5 separate regions of the Homo sapiens genome follow, and all the other regions are linked to region 4. Evidence: read pairs that join two places in POLR2A ChIA-PET (ENCODE). Cell type or tissue: MCF 10A. All regions are shown on one strand. Links, peaks and the distances in the headings refer to the core of each region. The heading gives the core; the rest is flanking DNA.

Region 1 (6,373 bases), core at 991-4,990, 290 kb after region 4:
TTGGCAGGGCTTAAGCGTGCAACTCCTCCCCAGCATTCTGTAGTGTAAAGGACAGGACCAGCTGTCACTGCTGTAAAATGGTGCACCTGGTCCTCCCTCTGCATCCCATACTCAACTCAAGTGCGTCCGAGGGTCTGGGGCCTGGGGCCACAAGGAAGCCACATTCTACAGAACGCAAGTACTTCCCCAGGCACTTCAGACTTGTCTGTCAGCTTTTTCTGAAGCTTTTCTGGGGGAAAAAAGAAAAAAAAATCTTTTTCTGAAGCTTTTCTCCTCTCCAGCCAGTCAGCTGCACACTGTCTTGCTTTCCGGAGGACATCAAAGAAGCAGAGAAAGGCAAAGCATTCCCTGACTCCCCTTAACTCCGGGCAAGATAGAGACATTTTTAGTGCTGTAGTGGAGACCACACACTCTACACCACATCCCAGCTCACAGACGGGCCCTAGCCAACTACAGGAAAAGTTAAAGAGAAGCTCCCACCCTGGGTTGCTTCTCACCCTTATCCAGGAATCCTAAGGGACGGGGAGGAGAAAAAGGCTCATTCTCACAGCTTGTACCTGCCAAAGACAGGCAATCACTAACACTGCAGCATCTTTGAGGACAAGGACCCCAGCCACTCTCAAAATCTGGCCTCTCCAGCTGTCTCATCATTTTGCTCTCAGGAAAAAACAAAGTTGAGAAAAAGTGAAAGTAACACTACGCATTTCAGATTCTCCCTATCAGATTCTACCCCAACCACGTGTTCTTTCAAGTCAAATCTTTGTCTTCGGGTTCTCTGGCAGCACTTCTTAGACTAAAGCCAGACCACAGAGCGTATTGCTGGTGTGGTTTTGCTTTAGCCAGAACTGCTGCTTCAACTCTGAGTGGAGCTGGAATCCATATAGAAGCTGATCTGTGAGAAAAACCCACAAAGTCCAATGGGAAAACCCATTAACTAACCTTAATGATCTCATAGGTCATCCATCCTTTCACGGCTCCGACAGCTCCTTTCTCGCCCCACCCCCTTTTCCCCTTATCTCTTCCCTCTAGACATTCTATGGAAGCACAGACAACTTTAGGAGAAAATGCCAACTTTATCAAGCTCTCCAGTGAACACTTGAGCACGTGCCTTAGTCTGTACCCCTAAGGGACAGTCTCAGAGACTGTAATACTAAGAGAGAGCCAGATGGGGTATATGAGGAGGAGGGTTTTGGATTTTGAAGGAGTGCAAACCTAAATTGCTTGTACTAGAATTTCAGTGGAGGAAATTCCACGTTTTGCAAGTATGAAAGTCTGATATTAAATATCACAAACAAAAATTCCATTTCTTAGCGTACATGTCTCAGATTTAATTTCTCTATGTTCTCTGTGGTTTGGTTGTTTTACCTCCCAAGAAAAGCTTTCGTGAGACCACTCTTTACAAAAAGACAAACTGCCTTCACAGATGAATGGGTAAACAAAATGTGGTATATGTACATAATGGAATACTATTCGGCCTTAAAAATAAGGAAATCTTGTCATCTGCTATAACATGGATGAACCTGTTGGACATAAAGTTACATGAAATAAGCCAGACACAGAAAGACAACTGCTGCATGATTCCCTTTATATGGGGTATCTAAAGTATTCAAACTCTTAACAGAAAGTACAATGGTGGTTGTCAGGGGCTGCAGGGGAGAGGAAAATGGGGAGTTGTTCAATATACTTTCGGTTTTGCAAGATGAAAAAGTTCCAGAGATCTGTTGCGCAACACTGTGAATATATTAACACTACTATACTGTACACTTAAAAATGCTTAAGGTGGGAAATTTTATGATATGTTTTTTGCCACAGTTTAAAAGGTACCACCTTCATGCTACATTTTGGATACTCTAAATCGCCAAGTCAGCATTTTGATATTTAAAAATAAAGCAAATATTTGGGTGACTTATATCTTAACTGAAAATGAAAACCCTAAAATTAAATTGCTTTGAAGATTCAAAAAGGATAATTAAGAAGCACTTGAAACCATTGCTTGAGCCAAACCTTGTCATTTTAAGCATGCATGACATTTTCATAGCAGGAAGGGTCCTGGCATTCTTCTCAAATGGTATGTGTGGTATGCTGAATCGGCTTCTAAATCAAACGAGGCTGCTGATATGTAGCCTTTTAGCAAAAGAAGGATATATCACAAGACAGCCTTAGAGACTGAACACTGTGGCTATTATAACAAAGCGGCAAAATGAATCATTCATGCGTAGAGGGAGTATACAAGCATTACTAGCTACGGCTACTTTTTGAATGGTTCCCGCACCGGTTCCCCCTCTACCAAACCTCTCTTTACTCTCTCATTACTGTAAACACTAATCCATCATCCGTTCCTCTGAAACGTAGACGTTTCTCTAAGGAGACAACATTTGTAGAAACAATAACTCTTAAGTTGAAAGAGCAAAGTGGCAAGGCAAACTTATTCACACAGCCTTCCGTTCAGAAAAGCTAAACTCAAAGGAAACTGCACAGTTCTAAAGCTCGTGATTTCAACTTTCCACTGTAAGAATTATAATGTAAGGGAAAGAATTGGAATGCTGAAGACTATTTCCCCTATAACAGAAATCTGATGAACATTTCTGTAACTTGGCTATGGAGATTAAAAAACAAGTACTATATAACTGAATTTCCCAATAGCTCATGACTCCTTAGCTTTTGGGATCTATGATTCAGAACATTCTCCTTTTGCATTTCACCAGAGGCATTAGTGAGGTATGTGAAAACATGAACAAGATAGGAAATATATTTGCATAGTTTCTGTATGATTTGCATACTCCTCCACAAACTGTAATCTATTGAAAACACACACACACACACACACACACACACACACACACACACACAGAGTAAAGGTTAGTTTCTGAACGCCATAAGGCATGCCATGATTTTTCTTACTTCTGCCCCCGTCTCAATTAATTTGTACCTAATGCCACTATCACTGACACAGAGTACCATCTTAGAGGTACAGGAGATGAAAAACCAAGGAGAAGCAACCCTGTGAGGCTTTGTCCAGGGCAAGCCTTCAGTGCACATACTGGCCTAAGAAAGGCTGCGGTAGGTACATACCCAGGCACATTCTGGCAGGGGTCTGAGAAATAAAGGAGAGAGAACAGAACTGAACTGCAACGTCATGGTTCAAGCAATAATCTGTGTCCCAAGCTATAATCAGCAAAGTCTCCCAAATTCACATGCTGTTGAGCAAAAGAGAGGCCTTAACTATGAAGTGTGCAAGGCCTGGCCCTGCCCTTCTCATCCCTCCTCATCCAAAGGCCCCCTCCTTGCTCATACTTCATCACCCATCTTCTCCAAATCTAGTCATAGGAGCTGCTACTAAATGACTCTACATGGTACTTGTTCAGGGAAGTTGAAGCTCTTGTCCTCTCGGGAGTGTGTTCCTGTTTTAACAAAAAGTATCAGGCCGGGCATGGTGGCTCACGCCTGTAATCCCAACACTTTGGGAGGCCAAGGCAGGAAGATCGCTTGAGACTAGGAGTTCAAGACCAGCCAGGGCAACAAACTGAGACTCCCCGTCTCTACAAAAAACTTTTTAAAAAATTTAGTCAGGCATGGTGGCATGCGCCTGGGGTCCTAGCTACTCAGAAGGCCAAGAAGGGAGGATCACTTGAGCCCAGGAGATCGAGGCTACAGTGAGACATATGATGGTACCACTGCACTACAGCCTGGGGAACGAGGCAAAACCCTGGTCTCAAAAAAAAAAAAAAGCATCAAAAATCTTCCATCAAGAAAGACAGAAGCCCTGGGTGAGGACTCCTAGGGGCCAGAGACAACTGCTCCCGATGGCCAAAGCCTGTTCCCACCCCCTGAGCAGCACCAGGCTCCTGACAACAGCCCTGATGCACAAGTGGCAGGGCTGACATGAATGAACTGCTTCTTTCTGGTACTGTGCAGTCATGTACACCCCCCACCCAACCCCGTAAACTTCTTCCCCCTCTCAAATCAGGCTGGGTGTGCCACATGGTGATGTGAACAGAGTACCTGGGATCCTCAGACCAGAGGTTCAAACTCAACACCAAAGCAGACAGCAGGGCCTCCTCAAACCAGCCCTCTCCCGTCCCTGTCTAAATAAAGGAACACAAGAAACACATTTAACAACTCTTAGAATGACCTGGCCCCTCTAGCTTTCTAGTGACCCGACACTAATACAAGACACTGCTATAAACAGTTCCAGAATTAGAATCAGCATCTGTATCTTGAAGCTGCAAAGAGAGAAGGGAAGCTTTGATTGGGTGTCCTTTGGGACATTATTTAGATCTAAGTGGCCAGGAAGAGGCACACTGTGCACATAAAACTGACTACAAGAATTAGGGACAATCCCAACTATTAATAGCCAACATTCCCTACAGGAGGGAAAAAAACAGGGAGGGGAGGCAAGGAAAGTGAAGGTAATACCAATTATCCATTATTGTGTAAATGACATAACTTCAGGCTTCACTTTCCTCACTACAACTTAGAGAATTCGCAGATTATCTCGGGGATAACTTACACTTATATAATGGTGGGTGACTACGGGCTTTATGGGTCCAACCCAGAGACCTAATTCAGAATTGTGGTAACCCACCCCACACACCATCTCTTCCCTCCCCACCTGCCCAAGAGACGGCCAAACCCCACAATTAGACAAAGGAAAAAGGAACAAAGAAAAATGAAGGACAAAGAATACTATGGTCAAGCTTAAACCACACATGGCCAGCAGAGATATTTTAAAGAGAAGACGGGAGAAAAAAAGAAAAGAGGGGAAAAAAGAAACCGAAGAGGCCACCATGCCAGGGACTTCACAAGGGACAGAGGATAAACATGGGTGTAGAAGAGGCCTTCCCCTTATCCCGAAAAAATGAAGAGTTGCACTGTTTTGTGGCCAACCCCACTTACCACCTGCCCTTTCTCATATTCTTACACATGCAAAAGTGCTTGGAAAACTTTAAACCAGCCACTACATGACACAGTTTGACTTTTACTATATCTCTCAGTCCCCAATGCTAACTACCCTAAGAATATGATTGAGGCTGATTAAAGTCCAATAAGAATATGCTAAATAATCACTCCCTTGTATGTATCTTCAACTCCCTTTCCACTACCTCACTTTGTCATCCTTGCCTGGCAAGACCAAATCCCTGCTTAAATCCAGTTCTTTGTCAACACCACGTCTGCACCCACTCGGTCCATAGTGATAGGAGAAAAACATACCCCCACACCAACTACTCACTTTATATTCATGGCCACCAAACTCAAATGGGCCCTGAGTGCTTTCTGATGATCATGATACATTTTACTGGCTCAATTACTCTCAGATTCTCCCCAATGACTATTTCATACACATGGCTCTCCTCATATCTCTGATGCCTCCTCGTTATCCTCACACTCGGCTTATCTTCCTGTTTCACTGAAATACCAGGCACAGTCAGAACAGACTTTCCACAAGTGCCCCCCCCCGCCCCCGCCCACCCATCGCATCTGTCCTCCTAGCTACATCTGTGCCTTTATCACTCAAGACAGGCCAGCTTATGCTCTAACAACAACCACTACAACCCTCAGGAGCTTAACGACAAAAGACAGTAAATGTTCATCATGGTCAGCTGAGGGATCTGCTCTACACTGCCCTTACTCAGGGATGCAGGTTGATTGATAATCAGCCAGATTCTGGAACATCACCAGTCACCATGGCATAAAGGAAAATAACTTTTGAAGATGTTTACACTGACAATTAAATGCTATAGCACAGAAATACGTGTCATTTAACACAATTCACCAGCCACAACCAGTTACATGATCCCAGCAAGCCATCAGAAGCCAGGAAGAAGAGTCCTACCATATGCCCACAAGTCAGAGAGTTGAACAGCTTTGACATTAGTGCTAATGACTTCCAAAGTGCCCACATACTCTACCTTTTCTCCTGTGAATATACTGTACTCCTAGCTAAGGCCAACCCACTCATGTGCTAGGATCCTTCTTGCCTCCTGAAACATAGCAATTCTACAACTGGCTTCTCTGTCTCCTGTCTCATAAATATTTGTCTCTCTACTGAATCATTCTTAGCATATAATCATTACAATTACTTACCTTAAAAAACAAAAACTGGCTGGGTGTGTTGGCTTATGCCTGTAATCCCAGCAATTTGGGAGGCTGAGGTGGGCAGATCACGTAAGCCCAGGAATTTGAGACCAGCCTGGCCAACACAGGGAGACCCCATCTCTACAAAAAAAAAAAAATTAGCCGGGCATGTTGGTACATGCTTGTAGTCCCAGCTACTTGCAGGGCTGAGGTGGGAGGATTGCTTGGGTGCAGGAGCCCAAGACTGCAGTGAGCCATGTTTGTGCCACTGCACTCCAGCCTAGGCAACAAAGAAAGT
Region 2 (6,373 bases), core at 804-4,803, 240 kb after region 4:
TGTCCTTTAAAGAAGAATTTAAAATAATCCAGTACATAGGATTTCTTATTGTGCAACTTTCCAATTCTGAAGGAAGCTATAGGGCAACTAATGTTAACTAAACTGCTATGTCTCCCTGTTGGGTTTGCAAAGCCACTCAGTACTGTGTGATCAGTAACCCAGGAACAAAGAGGGCAGTCACACAGTAACATCAACACCCACTGGGTACACAGAGTTGCCCACTTTTCATGACTCTTCCACGTGTAAGGGTCACAAACTTGGGAAGCTGGTGGCTGTGTTATTACCCATTTAGAAACGGGGAAACAGAGGATTAGAGGGAATTATCATCTTGAACATCTCATATTTTTAAAAAGGAACTCTAATAACTACCTGACAAATTGGTGAGTGAAGAGTCTTAGCCAAACACTCAATGACAATAGTTTGAGGAAGAAGCAAAGTGTAGTAGTTAGAATGGTGATTTCTGAGCAAGAAGATGGGGGCTCTGTATTCCTGGCCAAGTAGCTTGGCTTCTCTGGGTCTCAGTTTGCTGCCAAAGCAAACGAGGATAATACTGATCCTACCTGTAATAGGACCATTGAAAGGATTTCACAGGATGAGGTTTATGAAAATACTTTATAGTTAATAATTCTACATCATATACCTGAAATTTGCTAAGAGAGAAAAATCTTAAAACGTTCTCACCACAAAAGATAACTATGTGAGGTGATACATACGCTAATTAGCTTGATTGTGGTAATCCTTTCACAATGTATACATATACCAAAACATCATATTGCACACTGTGAATATATACAATTTATTTGTCAATTATACCTCAATACAGCTGGAAATACATAAATTTTCATGCACTGTGTAAATATGAGAGATTTATTTCTCCAACAATGATAGAATCTGAAAGTGGGGATTTTCATGTCTTATCTTTGCAATCTGAACACAGCAACTTTGGATGTCTTAGCCACATTGCACGGTAGACTGCTACAGTAAGTTTGTTTAAGTGCTAATGCTTAGAAGTCGGGCAGGCAGCTGGAACCACCATGCTGGAAAAGATACTTCCTGAACCACTTGTTCAAATGCTTTGTAAACAAAAGGGACTAAAGAGATCCCATTTATTATGTTCACTGTTTAACTTTGGTTTCTCATCTGTACTAGAAGGTCGTATTTCTGTCCTCAAACCATTAAAACTCTATCAGGTTCCCCCCTCCCCCCAAGAAATGCTGATTTTGCCAAATAAGGGCATTTTAAAGCCTTCCATCTACTATAACAATGATTTCTTATTTTAAGTTTTTTTTAAGAATTAAGGAATAACTGACATACGATAAACTGCACATATTCAAATTGTATAATTTGATAAGTTTTGACATATATACACCCATGAAACCATCAACACAAGACAGAAATTATCCACCAGCCCGGAAGTTTTCTCGGGCCTTTTTGTAACCCCTTTCTTGCCACCCCCATCTCCCCTACCCCAGGTAACCACTGATCTGCTTTCACATTTTCCAGAATTCTGTATACATGGAATCATATGATATGACTCTCATGGGTTAGGGTCATCCATGTTATTGAAGGTATCAATAGTTCATTCCTTCTTATTATTGAGTAGTATCCATCATACAGATACACCACAATTTGTTTATCCATTTACCTGTTGATAGACATTAGGATTGTTTCCAGCTTTTAGCTATTACTAATAAAACTACTATGCATATTCACGTACGAGTCTTCAGGTGAGCACATGCTTTCTTTTCTCTGGGAGTGAAACAGCTGAATCATATGATAGGTGTATGTTTGACATGTTTGTATCATTTTACATGAGAGTTCTAAATCCTACACATCCTTACCAACAGTTGGCATGGCTGGCTTCTTAAATTTTAGCCATTCAGATAGGTGTGTAGCAGTACCTCACTGTGGTTTTGACTTGTGTTTCACTAATGACATTGAAAAGATTTTTTCTTGTGCTTATCTGCCATTTGCGTATCTTCTGTGGTGAAGTGTCTGTTCAAATCGTTTACCCATTTTTAAATTTTGTTTTCTTATTATTGAAAATGCCATCAGTTTTAATGAGTGGAGCAAGACTGGTAACTGAGAACTGCAACAAAATTTTACAATTCATGATACCCAAGAGGATAAAAAAATTCACAAAGATTATTTTCCAAAACTTGTGTGGAGCGAAAATATTCTCCAAATGTTATGACAAATCTGAACTTCTTTTAAAGCTTGAAAAGGATTTAATGATATTTTATCAGTATTGCTGCTAAGTCTGCACAGGTTCAGACTATTAGTAAACCAAATAAGCATATTTCGATGTACTCTATCGGTACCCAAACCATCTTAACCTCTCCTTCGTGCATTAGTTCAATTACCCAAGCATCTATCCCTAAGCCACATTTCACACTTTGCACTAATTATACTCTAATCCCATAGATTCCATTTTACTAATTATTTCTTATGTCAAATTTGTGCCCACATTCAAAAGGTGATGAAGGCCAAAACCTCTATCGCATTTTTTTATGTCAACAGTAACAGATAAAATGTGATCTACAAGCATGAAGATGAATTCTCCTTTCCGATCCATAGAGAATGCTAGATTTGAGGGCACCTACAGGCTTTGAGGAAAAGCAGGCCCCATTCGGTTGTGTAGAGCCATCGGTTCGTAGCTCAATTGTTACAGTTGATGTGGGTTTCCTTTTAGATGTCTGGAAAATGACTCTGCTGACCACATCCACATTCTGAAATACTTTTTGAGAACTTGTAACCAAACTGCAGGAACTGACTCATTTTGCAGTGCCCAGCCACCACACAATTGTTCCAGAACAGACTCAAGTCAAAGGGAAAAATATGAAGGTCTTAGAACACAGACAGCAAGTTGTCTACTTATATGGGGGGACAACCGGGGGAAATCCCAGAGCACATGGGGCAAAACGGCTCAAGCCCCGGACCAATCTTAGAGGAAGGACCAAACAGAACTCACCACTTCGTGGACAACACATGTGTTTTCCTCAAAGCAAGGGGGTCAGAGGCTGGTAGAAAAAGAAACTTAATGTCTATCTCTTAGACACTAATCTACACTTAGAAAGTAGATTCAGTAGAGAAATGTCTGCAGAAGACTCGGGTTAGATGTTGTCTTGAAAGTCCATTCCTGAATTCCTTGTACTCCCAGCTCCTCTGAGATGGGATGCTCAGTAAGTCAGGAGTATGCCCCTTGTCTTACAGGAGATAAGCCAGCAGGGACAGCATGTCCAAGATGCTAGGCAGAACTGAGGCTGACACTTGAGCTTAGGACCAGAAATTCTCTGGCTCCCCTGGGGCTTCTGTACATCCTCTCCTGGTCCATTTTTACATCTTTCTCTTAATTCCCAATGTGTCTCACCCAAGGGGGTCAGTTTCCCCATGATGTCCCAAATCTTTCTCCCTCTCTCAATGCAGACTTCTTACCTAAGGGGAGGATGAAGAGGAGCAAACTAAGCTCTCCTCCACACAACACTCTATGTTCCCAAATTACTCATTTCTCTACCCCACAAGTGAAACTGATTTAGTCAGTCAGTTTCAGCCAAAGGCGGTGAGGAAATCCGGTCTTGTTGAACTAAACTATAAATGACAAAACCAATAATAACTCTTTTCTGCAGGTGGGTCCCTTGCTAAAAGAATATGAGGGTTAACCCAACCCAAATCTATCATTGACTAATAGAAAGGCTATGTGATAAGAATTAGGTATAGAGTCTCAGGCAGTATTTCAAGTAAGATAAACCTGGACGACACCTATAAAAGGCTATCAAGCCCCTTTCTAAGCCCTGTATGTTGTCGATATAATTACATATACATTTTATGTCTGTTCTCACCCGTGCAATGTCTCTTAACATGTAAACTCCCAGATGACAGAACTTGCCCATTTCCTTAGATTTAGTAAGGGGCATTTAGTATCCGAGTATAATAGTGAAGTAATGACAGGGGGCTGCAATCAAATTATGGCAATCAACTCTACCTTTAAGAAATTACAAAAATGTTTTTAACACAACTTTACAAGAGAAAAGGTACATAAAACAATTTTACCCTTCCCACCTGGCCAATTGCCTTTATTTTTCCACACTCTCTTTGTACCTCCAATAAAATAAGTACTGTATAACAAGACTTCTTAACCTGTACCAAACAGTAAGTTTTCATACAGAATTTTAAAAAGGAGCTTATCATCTGACTGAACATAAAACTAAGAATTATTTTAAAATGAAAGCACTTTAAACATGGATTTAAAATCCCTTCAGTTCAAAATTCTAAACTGCTTGTTACTGAGTGCAAAAATCAGCAAAGATATGCCTTATGGAAGATGAGTTTTTGGCAAATTTAAATCAAATCAAAACATTCCACAGTTAGACATTCAGGTACCCCACATCTCTCTGAGGAGTAGATGTGATAGGAAGAATTGCCCACTTTGCGCTTTTTAGCTGTAATTGTGCTTCAAATAGTTCAACTTTATCTATCTTTGCTAAGGTTTTCATAGCATAATAATTTAAATTACAAAAGTAGCATTTTACTGCAAGAAGGCCTTACACGGCTTGTAAACACTCCAGTTATGAGGCACAAGGGGCTCGACTCTCCGGGATCCCTACAATAAATCACATAGACTCTCAGAATACCATCTTCACTCTCTCTAGTTATCATTTCCTACCTTCCAAACAGCTTCTTACTGTGGCCAACAGAGTCCTACCTGATCTGCCATGATGTGTCTCTTGGACACACAAAGCCTGCTCCCGTCTCTACTGCAGTTACTTTTTTATTTTCTCTGCCTGGAATCCTCTTCCTCCAGACACTCCCACAGCTGATTCCTCACTGGCCTAATAACATCAAAGAGGCCTTCCTATTAGCCCTGGTTAACGTCGCTCTACCCCTGATCCCCAGGTACTCTCTCTCTGACACAGCTTTATTTTTCTCCGCAGTGTTTACTAACACCTGCCGTATACTTATGAGTTCCATCACCATCAGCCTACCCGCTCCATGTGAGCGGGGACTTTATTCACTGCTGTATTACCAGACCCAGAACTCTCTAAGGCACATGGTAGACATGGTAGATGTATAATATATTTTTGTAAAATGTACATTTCCCATGTGGTGTCTTAGTCTGTTGTGCTGCTATAAGCTTATGAAATTTAGTTGGCACCTGAGACAATTTTTGTTAACACCTTACCAAAACTCCAAACGCCTCAAGGGCCAGGTGGACAAGAGCTGTAGGAAAGTGATCACTCCCCCAGCAGTAAAAAAAGAAAGCAGGAAAAAGAACAGTTTCTCTATAATCTCCCTGCTACCCATGCATAGCAAATAAGGGAAGGTCTTTTGGAGTATGGATGTCAAACGGAATGGGGAGAAAGGTAGATATTCACTGTCATTATCAACCTAACTTGTCCTGAGGCCTCCTTATTGGTTTTAACACAGAGAGAGAGAAGAGCCTTGAAATACTGAGACATTCTTTTAGAGTGTGAGTGATTTTGTTTTTGTTTTTAAATCTACTTCAACATTTTCTTCCCTTGGGCCATATATACCCACTAATAATGTAGACTTCACATTTCATGCTGAAAGACAAAGCATTTTCATTGCCTTTGCTGGTATGGTCAAACTTGTTTCAGAAAATGCACAGGTATAGTTTGTGCCATTGAAGACAACTTGAAGAGTGATGTCTTTCAAAAACTATAGGAGGTGATATCAAGATTTAAATAACAAGTAAAGATAATGACTCTGTCTTAAGGAAGCGTATTCCTAACTGCAACATGGAGACGAGTAATATTTTTTGAAAGAATAGTAGTATAAATTCCAAAAGCCCTCCCCTATGTTCATTCCTCATTTTCTATATATTTACTTAGAGATATTTTCAAAAAGTCATAATAAATTTGATTGAGGGCATGGCAACACTTCTTACCTTTAAATTAATTAAAATTCTATTTTAAAATTATTTTTGAAGACATCTTTGTGATGGCCTTTGTTGTCTCTTAATGTTCTTTTATTATAAGCGTAGGCAGGTGAAGCAGCAGGAGTAGAGAAAGAACAAAGCAATCTGTAACTGGTTGTGATCATTAATTGTAAACGCTACTGCACTTAATATCTTTAAACAAGGAAATTATTTGAAAGCATGAGTGCTCTTAGATTATATTTACTGATACGTTCCCTACTATGAACCCTTCTTCCGCCAACATTAAAAAGAAAGAAAGAAAAACCATTTCTCTGCACTGTTTTTCCCTCACAAGCATTTTCTCCTCTCACTTTAAAAAAAGAAATGCAGCTCCCAAAGGAAGATGCTTAAAGACCTTCATGAGTGTTGTGAGTGTCTGTCTGTGAAATATACGTTGTCTCCAAAGGGACAAACAATCAGATACAAGATGCAGTCAGT
Region 3 (6,373 bases), core at 1,199-5,198, 260 kb after region 4:
AAGAGCCGTGCTTATCTTGTCTTTCTATTTCTTTAAGAATAAATACTTATGCAAAAGTCTTGAGAGCTGCTAGTCTGAGAAAACTGATCTCAAAAGTTATCCAAGTATACAAGAGGGGGAAAAAACAATTAATATATCTCACTAGATTCATCTCCCTCCCCCACCCTCATCCCACTCCACTGCTAAGAGAGAGAAATTTCAGCACTGCTATCCTGTTTTATTATACATTTTCCCTTTTGAGTTAAGGATTTTAAGATTTTGAAAGTAACAGAACAGGAACCAAAAGTAGATTCAACTTCCAATTTGGCTTAAAAAGAAAGAAATAATTATTATTTCCTATATTACCCAAAACTTATTCTGTTAATAACAGTTATAATTATATATTCAAATTAATAAATGAAGATTGCTAAAATTGCCTATATACTTGTTAGCAGTTAAAGAAGAAAAATTTTTTCCATTTGCTTCTATAAGTAGACATCACATGATTACTTCTATTGACCAATAAGAAACTAGTAAAATCAGGCAGTCACCCACCATTCTTTTCTAATGTTCTTTTTCTTATTCTATTCAACCTTTTCAGTATATTCTTAAGAAGCCAAATCAAGAAATTAGACATTCATGCCTAAAATAAAATTGCGTTACCTTATACATCATGAACAGGAACCTGTTGTATATAACACGGGTATTCAAAGCTTTATTGTCTTTTTCTAGAACCCTTTAACATAAAGGCAGCTCAGATTCAAGATTAGAAAACTGAATTCAACAGGCAGGAACACGCATACGAAACCAGTAAGAACTACTAATCACGACCTCTCAAAATGTCATGAACCATATAGATAGAAATAACCCCCCTTTTGCTGTACTAATGTAATCCAATAGAACAAACTTAAAATTCGTGACACAAATGTAAGAAACAAAAAACAAAAATCTATTGCCATTGTAATCTACCCTTCCCAATCAGGAGAGGTGTTTCCGACGCATTACTTGAACTTTCATTTTGTACAACTTTCATCTTGTAAGGTTCTAACTAAATACTTGACATCTTAATGCAGAGGAAAGGAAAGGAGGGCAAGTAGACTAATTCTGAAAGCATCCCTTCAAATTTCATACATGCTATTCAGACTAAATGGAAATCTACATCCATGGAAAGTTAATGTCGCAATTCTACTAAACAGCCCATTCTGATTTTATGTTTCTCCTCCACTAACAAGAAAAAATAAAACAACCAAATCTAGCTGTATTACATATGTTTAGCTAAACTGATAGCACTCAGCTCATTTTTGTTAATTACCTGGCTTCTTCTCAGTCTTTATGCGGTATTCTCGTGCTGCTCTTTTTTAGAACTCCTCACTGTTTATGTGTTCTCTGTTCAACACAGTTGTTAGGGGTCTGTGAACAATTTTTCAATTCCCACACACGCATATGATATCTATTAGGGAGCAATGCCACTTTTCACTTACCAATTCTGGATAAAGGAGTATTTCCTGGTGACAGAATGCTGCTGCTTCCGTTCACTAAAACTCCCTCTTCGCAGCTTGATAAATCTGATTATAAAACGTCTTTGTTCCAGATCACACGAGGCGCTTTTCCTACAAAAGTTTTCTAAAGAGTTATCTGCATTTCATTCCTGTGACAAAACAAATCAGAACAAGGGGGGTGGGGGGGGGAACAGGGAATAAGTCCACACAAGTTCCTGGCAAAGATTTTAAGCTGCATTTTTCTGAGTTTAATCAGTAACCTATATTAAAGTGACAGTTACCAGTTCAGGAAGCCTAGAGTTTGATCAAGTCGGTCACAACCACTTTGAGAGTCTTCCACTGGTGTGCGGACTCCAAGAAAGCAGTCACTTGGTCATCTATCACATGTGGCTGAATCACTGGACAGACCACCCCCGCCCCACACACCCCCAGCCCCCGTTGAGCAGCAGCCCAGGCAGGAGAGTGGCCGGACGCCCGACCCAAGACCTCTTATAGGGACCCGCCAATTAGCTGCTGACCAATCGCAGCCAGCACCTAGTACCTAAGTCACATGATAGGGCAGTCCCTATGACTGCAGGATTTCTGAATTACTGGGGTTACACAAAGGACACTCATTCAGGAAAAGAGAAAAAAAGCCATAAGCCGAAACAGAAAACGCCCAGGCTGCGACAACTACGGCTTTAAAACAGGGAACACCCCAGCCTCACACAGACAGAGAAAGAGCCACAACCAAGCCAGGATGAAAATCAGAAGAATGTCTGGCACATATTAAAAAATAATCCCAAAGCAGACGCTGAGTTTACAAACCCACTTCAGCTATAAATCTACTCCTCCTTCCCCTTCCTCTATAGTCTCCAATAATTTTACATTCTAAACTTTTTTATTTTAAAAAGCTCCAGTGAGCCTCTGCAAAACCGCTGTAAGAAAATGTGCGAGACACATGAGCCTCTCTTCCCATCCCCTCAAAATACCCCTGAAGGAGATTCAAATTGGCCATGAAAAGATTCCTAAGTGAAATACATTTCTTTTAAAATAGTTAAATAAATTAAGTGAAATTAAACATTGCCAGAACAGATTCGTATGGTAACTAACAAATCATCTCTCTCTCAATCATTTTAAACTGTACACATCAAGGACACTCTTGTTAAGTAAACGAGCCCACTTTGTGAACTAGATACCCATTTATTTTTATTTGAATGCCCCCAATTTGTCTCTTAAACACCTTTTATGTTTAGGAAGAAATTCAACTGCGAACACCCCTACCATTGCTCCGACCTCCAAAAATGGTACTTACAAATGTTCCTTGTTTGGATCTGTCGACTTCTTCTCCCCTCCCCCGACATTTGGAGTCAAAATATGGGCTCAACCTCATCCTTCAAACCTAAAGGCCCTATTTTGATCGTGCAAGACTGCAACAGCTCCTTCTCCCAGGCAAGCCCAGAACACTGTGCCGCTTGCCATTCCCAATTTATGGAAGGAAGTGTATGTCAAACAAACCAGGTGATGACTCAGACTGCCTCCTCCAGCCACGTTTTCCCTAGAATGGGAGGGTAGTTTAAGTGCAGCCCATTTGGATGTGACTCAGTTTTATTAGACTGGTGGCTGTAGCTAAGCTGACAAGCTCACATTTTTTTTAAATAACTTGTACATTTAGAGATCAGGACGCACATTCCAACTGGTTTCAAGAATTGAATCATGTAAACAGGAGAGATGCAAGATTATTTTTAAGGTATGGCAACGCTCTGGCTCTGTTCCCTAATATTTTAAATTTCAGAACTGTGCACTGAAATTTTTACAATGGAGGCAACCAAACGTTTTAATTCACACAAGAGTAGCAAACAGGTTTTCTACATTTAGGTTTACTTGAGGTCTTTACCATGAGGGACTTGGACTCCTTCCATCCTGAAGATTCAAGTCTCTAAGTCTGGGGCCCGCGCGGCGGGTTCTTCAGGAAGTGGTTGGGAGCATGAGAGCCATGTTGCAGCTTTCACTTTTGCATTTACTGCAATTCACACTCTAAGCTGAGCTAGTCACACACAGCACACACGTAATACAATCACATCACCAAAAAATCTGTACAGTCCTTTAGTCTCGACCTGCCTAAAAGCTGTGAAATAAAAACTTGAAAACCACCAGTGAAAATTCCAATTAAATATACTGACATGCCCTAGTAGTCTTCCTCTTCAGTAAAAACTTCACTACCAAGATGGGAGTGGCATTACATGGAGTAAATTGTTCCCAGGTATTATGTAGACAGGAAGAATACAGTAATAAGAAGGGCAATTCCCCACATGAAAAATCTGGAAGGCTTGGGCTGAGCAATTTAACTACAGTTATCTCTTTTCAGCATACTTCCTTTAACCTTCAGCAAAGTCAGCAACTGCTCTGACTAAGGCTTGGCATTTATTGTTGATTATGCCTTGATGGATAACTAGTTTTATTACAATACAGGAAATACATCCAACATTTGAAACACAGAAAAATGTTCAGATGTCTAATTTTCAGATTGGTAGATGAGAGCACAGAAAAGGTATACACACTGAAACCATGTATAACAGTTAATTCAGGAGTTGATTATTCACTTTATAAAAAGACTTCCTGCAGGGTTTTACTGGAATAAACACTACATTCAATTTACATACAGAATTAATTTTCAGAAATTAAAATCACACGAAACTATTTCGAGAGCACTTCCAAATTACACTTTTGAATTCTACTTTAACCATGTGTATGTATTTCTCAGTTATTAAAACTTATTCATACTTCAGTAGTAATGTATTAAGTTTTATTGGCTTAAAGACAGTTACCTTGCTAAGATACAGAACATAAAGTCTATAATTATATGGCTTTCAGTGGAAATAAACACAGGCTATGAAAATAGAATGTGAATAAAATGGAACATCTAAAACTCTGGCATCTAAAAGGACCTATGACATCTCTGAGGAGTCTAGCTTCTGGAGTCAGACTTGCTGGGATTTGACTTCTGGTTCTGCTGTTCCTAGCTGTGGCACCTGGATTAAAAAATGATTCTATGTTAAGTGCTGAGAACAGTGTCTGACAGAGAACTCTGGAGTCATACACATTTCAGTCATTCCCTAAGTAACACTTCTGAATGAGAAAAATATGATTCCATAACTTTTTAAAAAAAGAATCACTAGTAACTATTTTACTAATGTTGACAAACACGTAGCCCATCCATATTTTCCTCCTAAAGTTTCAGCAGTTGAAATACTCATCCAGTTTTACATCTGAGATCTGTTTGGGTCTTTCCTCTCCAAACTTCCTGGAGCCTGCTAAGGCCAGTGCAGAATCGAGCTGGGGCCAGCCAGAGAGGGCATTTAAGAACTCCAATTCCACTTTGCCCAGATGTGTCAGGACATTGGAAGTGTCATCAGCCAGGAAAGAAGGTGAGTGGGTCAGAGACTGGGGGCAACACTACAGCTCTGTTGGGGACAGAGCACTGCCCTTGACATTAACAAGGGCCCCTAGTCAGAGGCATGAAGAGATGGGTACAGACTCAGAAAAAAATACCCAAGATCCACTGTTTATTCGCTCCACAGGGCCGTGACATAAAACCCTACCACAACTACCCTAGGAGAAACCCAGAGAGTTGGGTGGGGAACCTCAGTATGCATTCTCCTCTATGCTGTCTTTCATTAAGAAATTGCATTTCTTAAAGGAGCAAACAGCATGCATTTCCATCTGAGAACTATATGAAGCTGTTTCAAGCATCCCACAAACCCCTCAGTAACAAAAGCTAATCGTTTCCAGTCAGCACATAACATATTTGAAGAATAATAAAAAGGACAGCAAGCAGACATCATCGAGGTGCAGGCAAGCTTTATAAATATGGAATTCCTCAAATATGGTGCTCGGCACTAGTGTGGGGGGGAATGGGAGTGAGGAGAAGTAGTTCTGTGTTTTGTTTGAGGGCGAGCAACTGCTCCAGTTTGTCTTTACCCAGGCAATGTTTTGGAGACAGATGGTAACATAATGGGGGAAAAGCCAGCAAAATGAAGAGAGGGTGGTTGGGATTACAAATGAGTGATGGGGGAAGGCTCCATTCTGTTCCCCTCCATGTCGCAGCCCAGTTTGAAGATGCACACAGACCTGATTCAACAGTTCAGTTCAAGGCTGGTTTGGAGCTCCAGCATGGAGCTTCCTGTCCACCGCCACTCCTGTCTTGGGTAAGTTCTAAAATACCAAACGATCCAACTGTGTCAGGCTCCCAGAAACCAAAGTTACAAGTCAGGGTAAAGACAAACAGCCTGGGTTGTAATACTGTCTCTGAGGCTATTACCTGTGGGGACATAGAAGAGTCCCTTCATTTCTCTAAGGCTTTCACTTCATCTGAAGAATGGGAATAAGCGAAAAAATACAAGCAAGGAACAGAGACTGCTGCCTCAATATGTCTGCTACCACCATCAGCTCTCTAAGGGTGAGCTGTCACCTTCAGTACTAACCTTACAGTTCCTCAGGAGAGAAACAAAAAACAATCTTGTGGCCGAGTGCAGTGGCTCACGCCTATAATCCCAACACTTTGGGAAGCCGAGGTGAGAGGATTGCTTAAGCCCAGGAGTTGGAGAACAGCCTGGGCAACATAGTGAGACCTCATCTCTACAAAATAAAATAAAATAAAATAAAATAAAATAAAAAAATTAGCCAGGCACAGTGGTGTGCGCCTGTAGTCTCAGTTACTTGGGAAGCTGAGATGGGAAGATCAGTTGGGCCCAGGAGTTCAAAGCTGCAGTGAGCCGTGGTCTGTGCCACTGAACTCCAGCCTGGGCAACAGAACAAGACACTGTCAAAAACAAACAAAACAAAACAAAACAAAAAAACAAACAACAACAAAAAAACCTCAAGCTGCCAAGTCACACGTTCATTTGAAGGCAAAC
Region 4 (6,373 bases), core at 1,438-5,437:
AAAATTGAAGCTAATGATGGAATTTCAGGCACTGGTATAGACCCCAATGCCTTTCAAATGATTCTACCCAGAATGCTTACTCTTCTGCCCACCCATAGAACCAACTCTGAATTCCTATGTAATCAAAGACATAAGCTTTTTTGATGAAAACCCTAGAAAGGTAGTACAATGTGGTGGTTGGATGTTCTCACTCATAAGTGGGAGTTGAACAATGAGAACACATGGACACAGGGAGGGGAACTTCACACACTGGGGCCTGTCGGAGGGTGGGGGCTAAGGGGAGGGAGAGCATTAGGACAAATACCTAATGCATGCGGGGCTTAAAACCTAGATGACGGGTTGATAGGTGCAGCAAACCACCATGGCACATGTATACCTATGTAACAAACCTGCACGTTCTGCACATGTATCCCAGAACTTAAAGTAAAAAAAAAAAAAAAAAAAAAAACCAAAAACCAAAACAAAACCAAAAAACACAGGTACTCACTAGGAAAAAAAAAGATTAATTATTCTTATGTAAGCTGTCTTTACGTAATAAAGCTAAATAAGTGAAGTGAATCCAGGTACTACTTAAATTTTAAGGAAACACTTTCAGAAAAAAAAATGTGGTGGTTAAGATTAAGGATCAGGGAAGTGAAATGCATCCCACCTTCATTTACGTTTTTCAACCCATTCTGTCTAGTGTGCGCCACTCCATTCTCCCTGGTCTCCCTGATTATACATTGTTTCTTTCCAGTTTCTTCAGGCTTGACCCCATGGTCAGTGACGGGGACTTGGCACAGGTAGGGAACAATCTCTCTGTGTAGCTTACTAGCAGGCTTCATTGCCTGTGAAGGTGCTCAGTCATAGCCCATGCAGCAACTCTGCATGGTTAGTCTGCTGCTGAAAGGATGCCTGCTTCTGCATCACGATAGAATTTAGTTGTGGTTAAAGATCCCCCCAGTCTTGAGATTCTGTGAACCTTCCTGCCTCCCACCTCTCACCTTCACCAATGACTGGCCCTCCTGAGTGAGGCTGACAATGGAATGTGAGAGGCAGATGCTGAAGTTCCCTCACCCTTCTCTTAAGCACTGTCTGTGGAGATGAGAGGAAGTTCATGATGGAAAGTCACCTCAGCAGTGAGTGGTTTGGGAGTAGTAAGTAGTATTCGTTTCAAATGCCAAACTTAATTTGAAAAGGTAGCCTCATAATGAATGTCACTGTGCATGGGAGTGTTCTCAGGGATGACTCCATTTTTCTGGGATGACAGGTGGGAAGAGCCACCCAGGACTTAACAATGACGCTTCTGTGTGACAGACTGGACAGAAATCAAGCATTCTCCTGAGGCCATGACTTTTATGTTTGTCTCATGAAGTCTGAGAGAGGCAGTAGATTGGAAGAGGGGGAGTTACATGCCACAAGCAACAGGGGGCAATCTGTTCAGCGATCAGGGAGAATGGAGTGGCAATAAATCCTTGCCTGAATGCTGCGGACAGGAAAACCATGCCCCAGATGGCAGCATAAACATTCCATTATGCATCAGATGCTTGGCAGAGGACATTTGGGTCCTTGCTTTCTTCCCCAGGCATCAGAACCTTCCCTCTGAGGGCCCACAGACAGAAGATAAGGCCAGATGCCAGGCCCCAAAGGACAGGCAATGAAGCATAGTAAAAAATGGGGGCACTAGGTGAGGATTTTAGGTCTAGTCCACTGTTTACCAACTGTGTGACCTTGGGCTGGTCTTTCAATCTCTCTGAGCCTTTCTGTCTTCATCTGAAAGATTATGATATGATTTCTACTTTGTAGGGATACAGTGATGGCTAGATGAGCATCATAGGTTGTGTTCTGCAGAAGTAGAGCTTGCAGTAATAATTCTGTGCCAATGATTTATTAAGAACGTGCCCCCAGGGGAGATCAGTAAGGCAGTGGGGGAAGTAAGACAGGGGTGAGAAAGAAGCTAAGCAAGTCTCAGCTTCAGCTTGATCCTGCAGGAGAGCTCAACAGGGTACATTATACACTCAATTAACTCAACTTGGAGGGTGTTGGCTTTCCTATTCCAGTCAGTTACCAGCCAAAAGCCTGAAGGTAAGGGGTGGTGGTGAATGTAAACTCCCAGGCATTTCCAGTTCTCCGTATCTGAGGGATGGCTCCAGGTTTGGTGTGGGCTGTTAGAAGCCAAAGGACGCTGAAGCTGGGAGAGGAGTTCATAGAAAAAAAATATAAGGAATAAAAGGATCTGGACCAGAAACTAAAAATTACAGTGTCTAAGGGAAAAGCCATTTCTTTCTTCCACTAAGCACACTGTACTCTGTCCTGGAATGAGACAGAGAATAGACATACTGAATGGTCCATATTAATCCCTTTCAGAATCGCCTTCACTGTGTGGTGCTTCATACTATGAAAGACCAGCAAGGAAAGACATCTAGAAACACATCGTATTAAGAAACATTAGGTTTGTTGAGCTAGTTGCCACAAAAGAGAGAATACAGAGGAATCCTAAGGCCCTTGGAAAGAGGGAGCAGGCAGGGGCCCCTCATTGGGATTAGGCTTACTCCAAAAGATTCTCAGGAGGAATTAGGAAGCAGGGACCAATTATGGATTGGACGCTCTCAAGAAGCAGGGGCAATTTTGTGTTTGGGCATCTCAATAGTTTTTATACAGAACAAATAAGGCTGGAGCTGTCACAGGTAAGGGAACAGCAGTCACTCATGTTATTCAGAGAAGGAGAACGTTTAGTTATTTTTGTGATTACTGGGTGGCTTTATCTTTATCTTGTTCCAAATATGATCATGGAATGGTCTTGTCCCAGCACTGTTTATGTTAGTTGAGAACATCATGGTCTGGCTGCCAGCAGGACCATTTCTCACTCTCTCTGGTTGTCGGCAGGGATGTATTTTATTTCCTTCCTCAATGGCATATACTTTTTTCTCATCAAAGTTAAAAGAAACAGCCCTGCTAGTTCTACAGCAGCAGTACAAATTCTAAGGAGCATGCTAGCCCTTGTGCCACCTGGAATATGGCACAAAATATCCCATAGGAATTTCATTCAAAATTTAATACCAAGAAAAAATATCTACTTAAGGAATGATAGTCTTTCTTCTTCATGATAGCAAGGTCTAGGCAACACATCCTACTTTTTTCTTCTTCGTCTGCCTTTTAGGATGCCCAGAGCCATATTTGAAGCTCCTTTGACCTTTTTGGTTTGCACATATGCAGTCAATTTTCTCCCTGATATTAATTTTCTATTTCTATTTGGCTATTTTTTTGTTGTTGGCTTCTTCAGATCAAATTGGTGAAGGAATGAATAAATTCTGCATTAAGCCATGTTGCACAGCTTGAAGCGAACACAAAATTAGATCGTGCATTAGTTCCCAGTTATTTTATGAATGTAACGTGCCTCTCGTAATTTAAGAGGAGAGCATCTATCTTTTCTTTCTTCAATTTCCTTCCTTCCCATAACATAGCACAAAGAAATGTTAAATAGATATTATTTGGAAACTTTGTTTTTGATGGAAGATAGTTTGGGGATTCTTGCAGGCAGACAGTAGAGGTCACCATGGAGCTGTGCATGATGGAGCGGCCTCTCATGGACCTGGTAATTTAGCTGGATCGGTCTGAAATTGCATGAGGTTTAATCATTCAATTCAGATGAGTATACTTTTTGCTCTGGTCATTCAACAGACAGCACTTTGTGATGGTTGCCTTCATGTCACTTTGCTAATACAGTTGTTTGGAGGAGAGAAAGCAGCTTTTATATATTGTTTATTGAAAAAAAAAAATCCATCTTAAGCACTAAGGAACTCTGGGAAAAATGGTTACAAAATGTGTTTACTTAAATATTGTGAAACGAGGATGGAAATTCGCAGTGCAGGGTATTTGTCATCTGCTCATGACTAGCAGATGGCCGCCTCCTCCTCATCCTCCTTTGCGAGCCGAGTGACTCACATCTTACAGGGTGTGCAAAATGAAATTTCGAAACTCTCCAGAGTAGAGGTGGCAGTGCCATAACTCCATGCAGGAGGAGTGTGCCAGCCAGATTACTTTGCCAGCCAGCATGCTGCCAAAACTTCACAAAATGTCTCTCATTGGAAAAAAAAAAATGCGTTTGGATGTCTCTCCACACATGTTCAATCCACCATCTCTGAAAGGATACAGGGTATATTTCAGGCTGTGGGGAAGCCTGTGTGGGTGAAAGGGAGCAGGTGGTCTGCCGGCCCGGAGCTGGGTAGTAATCATTTCTACCAAGGTGAATCACAGAAGATGGGCTCACCTGTTTTGGCTTGTCAGCCCCAGAATGTTTGCAGGTCTGCCTCCAGCCATCAACAGAGCTGTCATATGCTCTAATAAATAAGAGATTAAATACAGTTTAAAGAGATACAAGTCATTTACGTTCAAAGTTTTTCTTTTTCTCTTTTGTTTAATTAAAAGAAACTCCAGATCTGCTACACCAAAAAATAAAGGCTGTATTACAGGCAATTGTACTTGTTTTAAAAATAGAGCCCTGCCAGTCAGGTGGACTAACAGATAACTTGATTTTTAGCTGCAGATTCTACTTTCCTTCATCTGATAGCTAGTCACCGAAGATTTCTCCCTCATCTCCACCCCCCACCAATGAACTGCACCTCCCAATATTTACCCCTTTGTGTAGTATCCTCCTTTTGAAGTCAAAAGAAGTCTTTGAGCTTTCACCTGGGTCTCTTGGAACACGTGCTCTGGAGGAAACCCACTGCCATGTAGGAAGTCTGACTACCCTGAGACCTCTATGTTTTGAGGGAGCCACATGTCACATGAAGAGACTGCATGGAGAGAGAAATTCCTGGCAAGCCCCTAGGTGTTTCAGGCTGTTGAACAAGATGTGACTAAAGAAGCCATCTTCAACATCCAGCCTAGTTGAGTCTTCTGATGACTCCAGCCGCCATCTACTGCAACCACCTGAGAGAACCCAAGAACTACCTAGCTGAGCCCAGTCAACCCATACAACCATGACAGATAATAATACAGACGGTCCCTGACTTATGGTGGTTTGACTCATGATTTTTCAACTTTAAGATGGGACACAATCATTCACATTCAGTATGCTCTTTGACTTATCTTGGGGCTAAGTCTGAATAAACCCATCATAAGTTTAAAATATTACAAGTCAAAAGTACATTTTCAACTTATAATGGGTTTATCCAGATGTAGCCCCATGGTAAGTCAAGAAGCATCTGTAAATTATTTTAAGCCACTATGACGTTTTCCCCAAAACATAGATAACCTAAACACTGTGACACTTTACACACACACACACACACACACACACACACACACACGAGAGAGAGAGAGACAGTGAGAGAGAGATCAAGTGGCTAAACAGTAACTGATTAGCAGATTATGTTAAAACTTAGTAGTTGGAAGCACTTTTGTTGTGGCTTGAACCTCAAATATTTTCTAGGAGACCTTAGACTCTAGTGGTATGATGAACAGAAACTCGTGAGTATATATAACACAGTGAATTTAAAAAATGCTCTTTGGTGCTGCATGAGATGGGGGCATACTCTATGAAGCTAAGGAGTAGCAGAGAACCTGGAAGTAATTAAATACAGCAGTACACTTGTCAGCCGTGGGGCCTCCATTCTTTGTTTATGTTGAGTACCTAGCCATCTGAAACATGTAGGTAACTGGAAGATGAAAAAAAAAGGTCCTGACAAGTTATTTAGAGTAATGAAGAGAGAATGTTATCAAAAAAGATTAAAGGTTCTGTATTAGGAGAGCCTAGCTGAACAATGGTTAAGGAATGGCAGCATGCAAGAATGTTAGTGCCAAAGAGAAAGACACATATTAGTCATTTGTAGGATCGGGTTACAGCCAATGAGAGAGGGAGAAGAAGGGGCACAGAGAGCAAGGGAGTCAAGAGGAACAGACCTAGGATGTATAAATGGTAGCATTTTTAGGTTAAAATCTTTCCAGTCAACCACAACCGTTACATTGAAACAAGCAAAGTTTGGTGTAGCAGAAAGGGTACCAAAACACAAATTGGAAGGTCTTTGTTCAGCTACTAACAGGTAGTATAAACCTGGCAAGTCACTTATCCTCTCCAGGTCTCAAGAAGACATATCATAAATTATAAAGGATTTTACAAAGGCAAAATATTATTGTGAATTATAAGAAAATTAGGAGTTGTACTTTATGAAATCTAAACTTCCTTTCAGCTGTAAAATCTTGTGATCCTAAACTATGAAAACAGAAGACAGTTTTAAATTTTAAAAATTAGATAACTAGGCTTGTAAACTGAAGTATGTATAAAATCTGTTATTGAAATTAGGTAATACATATAGAAAAAAATTTAGGAAAGGGCAAGGATCTTTATTTTATTTCCTGATATATCCCAAGCATTTTGAACAATGCCAACACG
Region 5 (6,373 bases), core at 1,208-5,207, 240 kb after region 4:
AGTTAAAAAATTCTTTCGTGTTACGAACTGAGGATAATACAGTTATTTTACCAAATATCTCAAACACCAAAGAAAATTACAGAAAATGCATATTATAATAAATATTCAAAGCAGGTGCTCACTAGCATGTCAGTTCCAAGCTTTCCTCCCATGATACAATGAAGGTAACAAAATAAGTCACAGGATTGGTGTTCTCTTTGCTATTCATTTATCCACCCCAGAAATACTTACTGAGTACCTTCAATAAGTACCTTTCAGTACCTTACTGAAATACTTCTGCGTGCTTTATTCCAGGCACTGGGAATGCAACACTGAACAAAATCCTTGCACTCACGGAAGTTTAAGTCTAAGATTTAAGGAAAGGGTAGAAAAAGACTGAAAAAAACCTCCATAGATATGGACGGTCATTTCATAGAGTAATGAAACAGTTAAGAGGAATGCTATTTTCGATAAGGTGGCTAGGAAAAGCCTCACTGAGGGCCTGGCATTTGAGTGGATTCCTGAAGTAGGAGGAGAAGAATCATGTACATACCTGGGGTGGGAAAGGACACCACAGGGAGAGGCAAGAGTCAGAACAAAAAGCACTGAAACAGGAAAAAGCCTGGTATCTTGGACAAGGTGTTCTTTTATTAGCACATGACCACATGGCCAATTATTGTTTCCTACTTTTAGGATTATTCTAGAAGGTAAATGACTATGCAACTTTTCTCCAAGTACACGTCTTAGAATCCTTTGCTGTGAATTTAAAATGCTTCAGCTATCACTTAGAAAAGATTTAATAAAGCTACTGTCAATTGGAAACTAGTACCATTTGATCGGACATGCAGCTATACCACAGTATGACACACACATATTTATCACCAAGAGAAAAGTGGCTTTTTAAAAATGTGTTAGCTATAAGAAAAGATAACCAGCTTTCTGGGAGCTCTAAATATATACATATCTAGGGAATGATTTAACTATTTAATCACAGATGTCTAATTTTAAGAGGCAACTCACTTGCCAAATTATAGTAATAGTGCTTCACCAGTGTGGTTAGCTCTTGGTGGGGGAGGATAAGGGTGGAATTTACAAGGTGAAGCAGGGGTTTTTTTGATTGCTTGCTTTTTTTTCTCTTTAAATAAGTTAAGGCCAATCCCATCTATGAAGTATATTTTGGCACTGCCTACAAACCAGAGCATACATACTGAAGTGGGGGAAAAGACCGTTTATATAGGTTTGGCTAAGTCTTACCCTCAATGTAAAATAAAGCATTTGTAGAACACACAAACTTACATTTCATAAACCACTAAAACTAACTGTTCATAACTCTACTTTTATGAATAAGACTAACAATTAAAGTGAGGCAAGGGTTTAGTGTGGTCACTTTCAATGCCAAAATACAAAAGATTATCTTTTATAAATCTTTACATTTAGATGAGAAAAGGTAAATTTTTAATTCTCAAAGGTATCTATTCTCCACATCTTAGTACTAAAGTTAAGGTGGTCTTTTGCCCCTTGTTTTAAATTTAATCTAGGTAATACAAATAGGAAAATCTGTAAATAAAATTTTATTAAAGGTTATTCTGTAAATTAGTGTCAACCACTAAACAATACTATACAGTTTTAAGTTTATTAAAAACACAAAGAATAGAATATGTAGAATATATAACACCATAGAATATTAACCAATAATGCATTTTCAGTTTAAAAATAAAAGGAAAAGAAAAGAAATAGGTTCAAACTAGAAATGTTGAGTTATATAATTCTGTTATCTAACAATTAAGATGACAACTAAGCCCCAAGGGTGAGTGATAGGACTGTAACCAAGGTACTTCTGCTCAAGTCCTAGTCACACTGCAAACAAACAAAACAAAAATAATAATAAACAAAAACTCCCATACATTCTGGCTAAAGACCATTTATTTGAGGTATGAGAAAGAGTTTAAAGGGAGGGAAAGACTATTAAAAGTTAAGCCTGCCACCTGCTGTTGGAAGGCCTGCTTTGAACTGGGATAAAGACCATTTCTTGAAATGTTAACCTAGAATTTGAAGAGCTTACACTCCACACGGTTAGAACAGGGGCAACCTATACACCAAACCAAGAAGTAAAGAAACCCATTGATGTTTAAAGCTACACTGAGAGAGATAAAAGTCACATTCGCATCAAAGTTCTACTGGAAATGAAAGAAATGCTGCTTCGTGCGTCATTCTACTGAAGGAAGAGTAGAATTACTCTGTCTTTTAAACTGATTACCTGGACAATTCTATTTTGCCCCCAAAAAGCATCTCTGACTTTAGAAATTATCATTTTTAGAAAGAAATTTTGACCCTAGGGACTATATGTGGAAGTAAATGAAGAGAGATGAACGATTTCACAGCATTGCCAGAATGCTAACTTTACCAAGTCAAAATTGTCTAATTCACTGTTTTTAACACAAATGTGAAAGAATCTATGCTTCTTTGAGTAAAAGAACTTCCAGATGCTTTCCAGTTCCATGATTTTCTATAACCTCACAAAGTCTGGCCCCACATGTCCCCCTAAACCCCATCCATGATATTTCACATATTTTTGTTCATGCACCAGTAGTTTTCTGTAACTAAATAGGAATAGAGTCAAATTCTATCACAATCATGTTTAGGGATTTGACAGAGCATAAGCCAGTCCACTATTCTAATGAAGTCAGAGTTTACTTTAGAAGTGAACAAAAACTGCCACCCACAGTGTATATCTCATGTTAAGTGATTCTTAACATATACACAAACACAGACACAAAACCAAAGGGATACAATGAAACTTTGAGAGATGTTGAATACATCCATTACCTTGATTATGGTGATGGTATCACAGGTGTTTGCATATATCCAAACTCATGAAATTTTCCACATGAAATATGTGCAGTTCTTTATCAATTATACTTCAATAAAGCTGTTTTTTTTTTTAAAAAAAGCTGCCTCCCACACCGTTAAGAACAAAAAGTCCAATTAACTCTAACTGTAGGCCAGGGAAGAAATGCACCCATGTATACACAGTGCGCCACAGGGTGAAATTATGCTAGAGGAGAAATCAGCCTTTTAAATACAGGTGTCTAATTAAAGTATGTTCTTATGAACTTGGATTCCTTCTGTGTTATGTTATGTTAGAGCAACTGAGCCAGGGTATCACCATAACCGGGCACGTGGTTGAAACCCGTCCAGCTCTTGCATACCTGAGATCCTGTGACTACACTGACCAAAAACATTTATACCAGCTGATGGTCACTTGATTCTCACATCTCTCTATTTAGTAAATTGCTCCGCAAGCCAACTTGAAGACTGAGGTGAACATTCTCTGGGACGTTCCTGCTGAAGACATTTTTTTAAAAGACATTGCCCCTGCCAGATAATTCTAGTCTGAACAGGCCTCAGAAGGGACTGGTTGGCACAAGATCCTAAAACAAGCTTCTAAAGGTGAAACCACTCAGAGCCCATAAAGACAGACTCAGACTAGTTTTTTAAAAACTAATATTTAACAATTAGGTGCATGCCTTTAATCCTTCTCAACGAAAAACAACATTTTTTAAACAATCAATAGATGAAAACATGAAGCATTTTACTCATTGCAAACACTCAGAGGAAAAGGATAGTTTTAACCTAAGTAACAAACAGTCTTTTTATGGACAAGTTTCAGAAATTAATTGCCCTAAATCCATGTACATATATATCTCTCTTTGTCCCTCTCCCCACACTCTGGAAGAAAACCCTAAGGCATTCTCTACATACAATGTCAGCAGTGTGCAACGATGGTGAGGAATTCTTGTCGTTTTTAAATAAAAGAAAGAGGAAAATAATTTGCATTCCATCAATGATAAGTAAAAACAAAAGAAGGACGTCAAAATAAAGTAACTTCTCTGAGCTTGTGAATAGCAGAAAAACCAGTCAGTTCTCTCAAGAATTCATGACTTAGAGACTTATTTAGTGACAATTAACCCATTACTACTCTATACTATTACCGAGGCCTTTCTGTGGATTTGGTCTCATTTTTAAGCCTTGTGCTATTTTCTAAAGGCATCAACATCGCACATGTCTACCATTGCAACCTTCATTTATAATCAGATCTCTACCAAGCCTCTGCTTTTGGCACTGTACAGAACTTCTTTTGTCATACAATGTTCTTATGGTACAAAATTCTTTGTGTCGTCTTCCTTGAATCTTCCCATCAAGTTTCCCTCTCCTCAGATGGACTGATGGAGGAGCAAAATTCGGCTTCTGAACACTGCCTGACAAGCACTTCCCTCCCTGCAAGGCCCAGCTCTCTTATAGGATGCTAAGGGACCTTCCTGGATTCCTCTGGAAAGTTAGCTGCATACTACTGGGGGCTGGTTCCCAGATCACTGAGTCTGTGGTCTCAGCCAGAAACACAAGACACATTGCTCTTCAATTTGTTTAGAAATGTGTCTCCCTGTGAGAATATGTGCTCTTTGAGGGTAAGAATCAGTCCCATAATTTTGAGATTCCCCAGGTACCAGCATAGTACACTAGATCATAGTCACCTTTTAGTAAATATTTGTCAAATAAAGAAATGTGAGTGAATAGACAGTAAAATGCCTGACACCTATACTGATACATTTCAAAAAACAACAAACACAAACACACACACACACACAGTGGAAGACTATCTCCATTCAGGGAAACTCTTGTATTTCTTCATCCTTTAAACATTTCTTGCTTTCTCTCTTAGTTTTATGGTAGCTTTCTGTAAGATTTGTGGGTGCTTATAAGATCATGCTATTTGTAAAAGAGTGTATGTTCCTTTTAACAGAAGTATGGACTAGTGAAAGCACTGTCTTAGAGTGTGTTTGTGTACCATCACAGGTTTGTAGCACAGAAGGGTCCTCAGGGAAATAAAATCTACTCCAGTAAAATGATAAAACTAAGACAAATGAACAGGTAATGAGGGAAGACCAGAAAGAGAACATCCATATATACAGTTTCTTTTGCTTATGATGGTTATCAGAAGCTCAACCACATTAGGTATCAATTATTATGAGTTCTATGACAGTATGTGGACTTTTAAAATTAAGTGGCTTATATAAATAGCTCACACCACAATGGAAGAGAAAGGAAGATAGTTAGCAGAAGAAGTGTGAAGATTCGGAAAGACTAATAAAAATGATTTTTAAATGATGAAGGGCTAAATGTATTTCCCGCAGATGCTATTTGATGACCTATCAGGTACAAAACACACACACACACACACACACACACACACACACACACACTTCAGCAAAGAGGAACAGGATGAAAACATGGATTCTACTTGTGTAACAAAGAGAAAATGGAAACGCTAATTAAGATTTTTAAAGAAAGAATGTTCTAAAATGTGTTAAACGAAGGGAAAGAGGGGAAATAGATATTTTCAAACTACGAAGAAAGACTACAGTATAAAGACCTAACCTACAAGTCCAGTATTTGCTCCCAGAGTGGCTGCCACACAGTGGACGTGTGATCAGTTCTTCAACAGGTTGTAAGGAAACCTCAACTGTTTTGGAGGAAATAACTCGGTACACCCCAAGGACCATGCAAAGCCTTGATAATAGCACAACAGCATCCTTCTACCCCTTCTTCTCTCCTTATTGGTTGATGCTGGACTGTATTTGTGCTGACAGTGGAAGGTTTTTTGACAACGTATGGACAGTTCTATAGAGCAAAATATAAGTATCTAGAAAAACAACATCAATATAATTAAAAATCAGATTAAAAATTAGGATTCAAAACACTAACAAAGAGGAAAATGGCAAAATATCAAGCACTCAGCTTACAATTGGAGATGGTCTACAACATGACAGTCTGGAATGTAAAAAGGAAGCAGGATATTGAAGAGGGAGCACCACCGCAAGTGAGAAAAGAGCCAGGGAGAGAGACGTCAGTCAATACACCAGAAGAGAAAATGGACATAGGGAAGCCCAATGCCCAGATACTCATCAATGAGGCAAGAGCTTCATGGGCGCCCACTATTATTAACTAGGTAGAATAAGAAGTTTACCAGGTAGGGAAAACCAGAAGGTGGGGAAGGGAAGGAGGCTGAGGAGTAACTCTTGGAGGTTTAAAAAAAATGTTAGAAAAGGTGAGCATCCGGAGTCCATGACAAAGCGAAGATTATTCATAGGCCTGGGCAAAGTCAAGAGATGAAGGAAGGAAGTCTTTCTTCCTGTGCGGGGTGGGGAGAGCAGCAGCAGCAAACTTTATCACTAGGTTGAAAGGGGAAATAACAGAAACAAAACTGCTGTTTGTATTGATGGCAGTCACACAGGGGAAATCTGGTTCCTCTTTCTATGAGTGAAGAAAGAGGTCAGGGGAGGTACTTGGCACTAAAGGATGATATAACCTTGAAAGGACTGGCTCAGGGAGGACA

Evidence for each region. ChIA-PET counts read pairs that join two places held together with the same protein. Peaks named below come from ENCODE experiments on the same cell type or tissue, not always from the same donor. Only the 100,000 strongest peaks of a DNase experiment are listed, where the experiment ranks them.
Region 1: POLR2A ChIA-PET joins it to region 4 with 11 read pairs; 3 of 35 experiments call an interaction of 5 or more read pairs at or near these places.
Region 2: POLR2A ChIA-PET joins it to region 4 with 11 read pairs; 7 of 35 experiments call an interaction of 5 or more read pairs at or near these places.
Region 3: POLR2A ChIA-PET joins it to region 4 with 31 read pairs; 7 of 35 experiments call an interaction of 5 or more read pairs at or near these places.
Region 5: POLR2A ChIA-PET joins it to region 4 with 46 read pairs; 7 of 35 experiments call an interaction of 5 or more read pairs at or near these places.

What each region holds. Positions count from the first base shown.
Region 1 is chrX:45,806,072-45,812,444 of GRCh38, forward strand. No RefSeq gene overlaps it. Among named protein-coding and RNA genes, the nearest start is that of MIR222HG, 39 kb to the left of the region's middle. RefSeq lists a silencer at 763-852. In MCF 10A, for the core only: no CTCF peak of the experiment used is centred there; DNase peaks (open chromatin) are centred at 1,710 and 2,690.
Region 2 is chrX:45,755,726-45,762,098 of GRCh38, forward strand. It overlaps MIR222HG (miR222/221 cluster host gene), which reads right to left. Exons shown (of 2, transcript NR_170290.1): 2 at 1-6,373. Among named protein-coding and RNA genes, the nearest start is that of MIR222HG, 11 kb to the right of the region's middle. In MCF 10A, for the core only: no CTCF peak of the experiment used is centred there; a DNase peak (open chromatin) is centred at 2,746.
Region 3 is chrX:45,768,326-45,774,698 of GRCh38, forward strand. MIR222HG (miR222/221 cluster host gene) reads right to left here and starts at 1,942. Exons shown (of 2, transcript NR_170290.1): 1 at 1,760-1,942; 2 at 1-1,627. In MCF 10A, for the core only: no CTCF peak of the experiment used is centred there; DNase peaks (open chromatin) are centred at 2,026 and 2,996.
Region 4 is chrX:45,511,818-45,518,190 of GRCh38, forward strand. The region is part of intron 2 of LINC01204 (long intergenic non-protein coding RNA 1204); the gene reads left to right. Among named protein-coding and RNA genes, the nearest start is that of LINC01204, 9.6 kb to the left of the region's middle. In MCF 10A, for the core only: a CTCF peak has its summit at 3,545 (motif pointing right); DNase peaks (open chromatin) are centred at 3,574 and 3,904.
Region 5 is chrX:45,747,585-45,753,957 of GRCh38, forward strand. It overlaps MIR222HG (miR222/221 cluster host gene), which reads right to left. Exons shown (of 2, transcript NR_170290.1): 2 at 1-6,373. Among named protein-coding and RNA genes, the nearest start is that of MIR222, 3.6 kb to the left of the region's middle. In MCF 10A, for the core only: a CTCF peak has its summit at 1,961 (motif pointing left); a DNase peak (open chromatin) is centred at 3,387.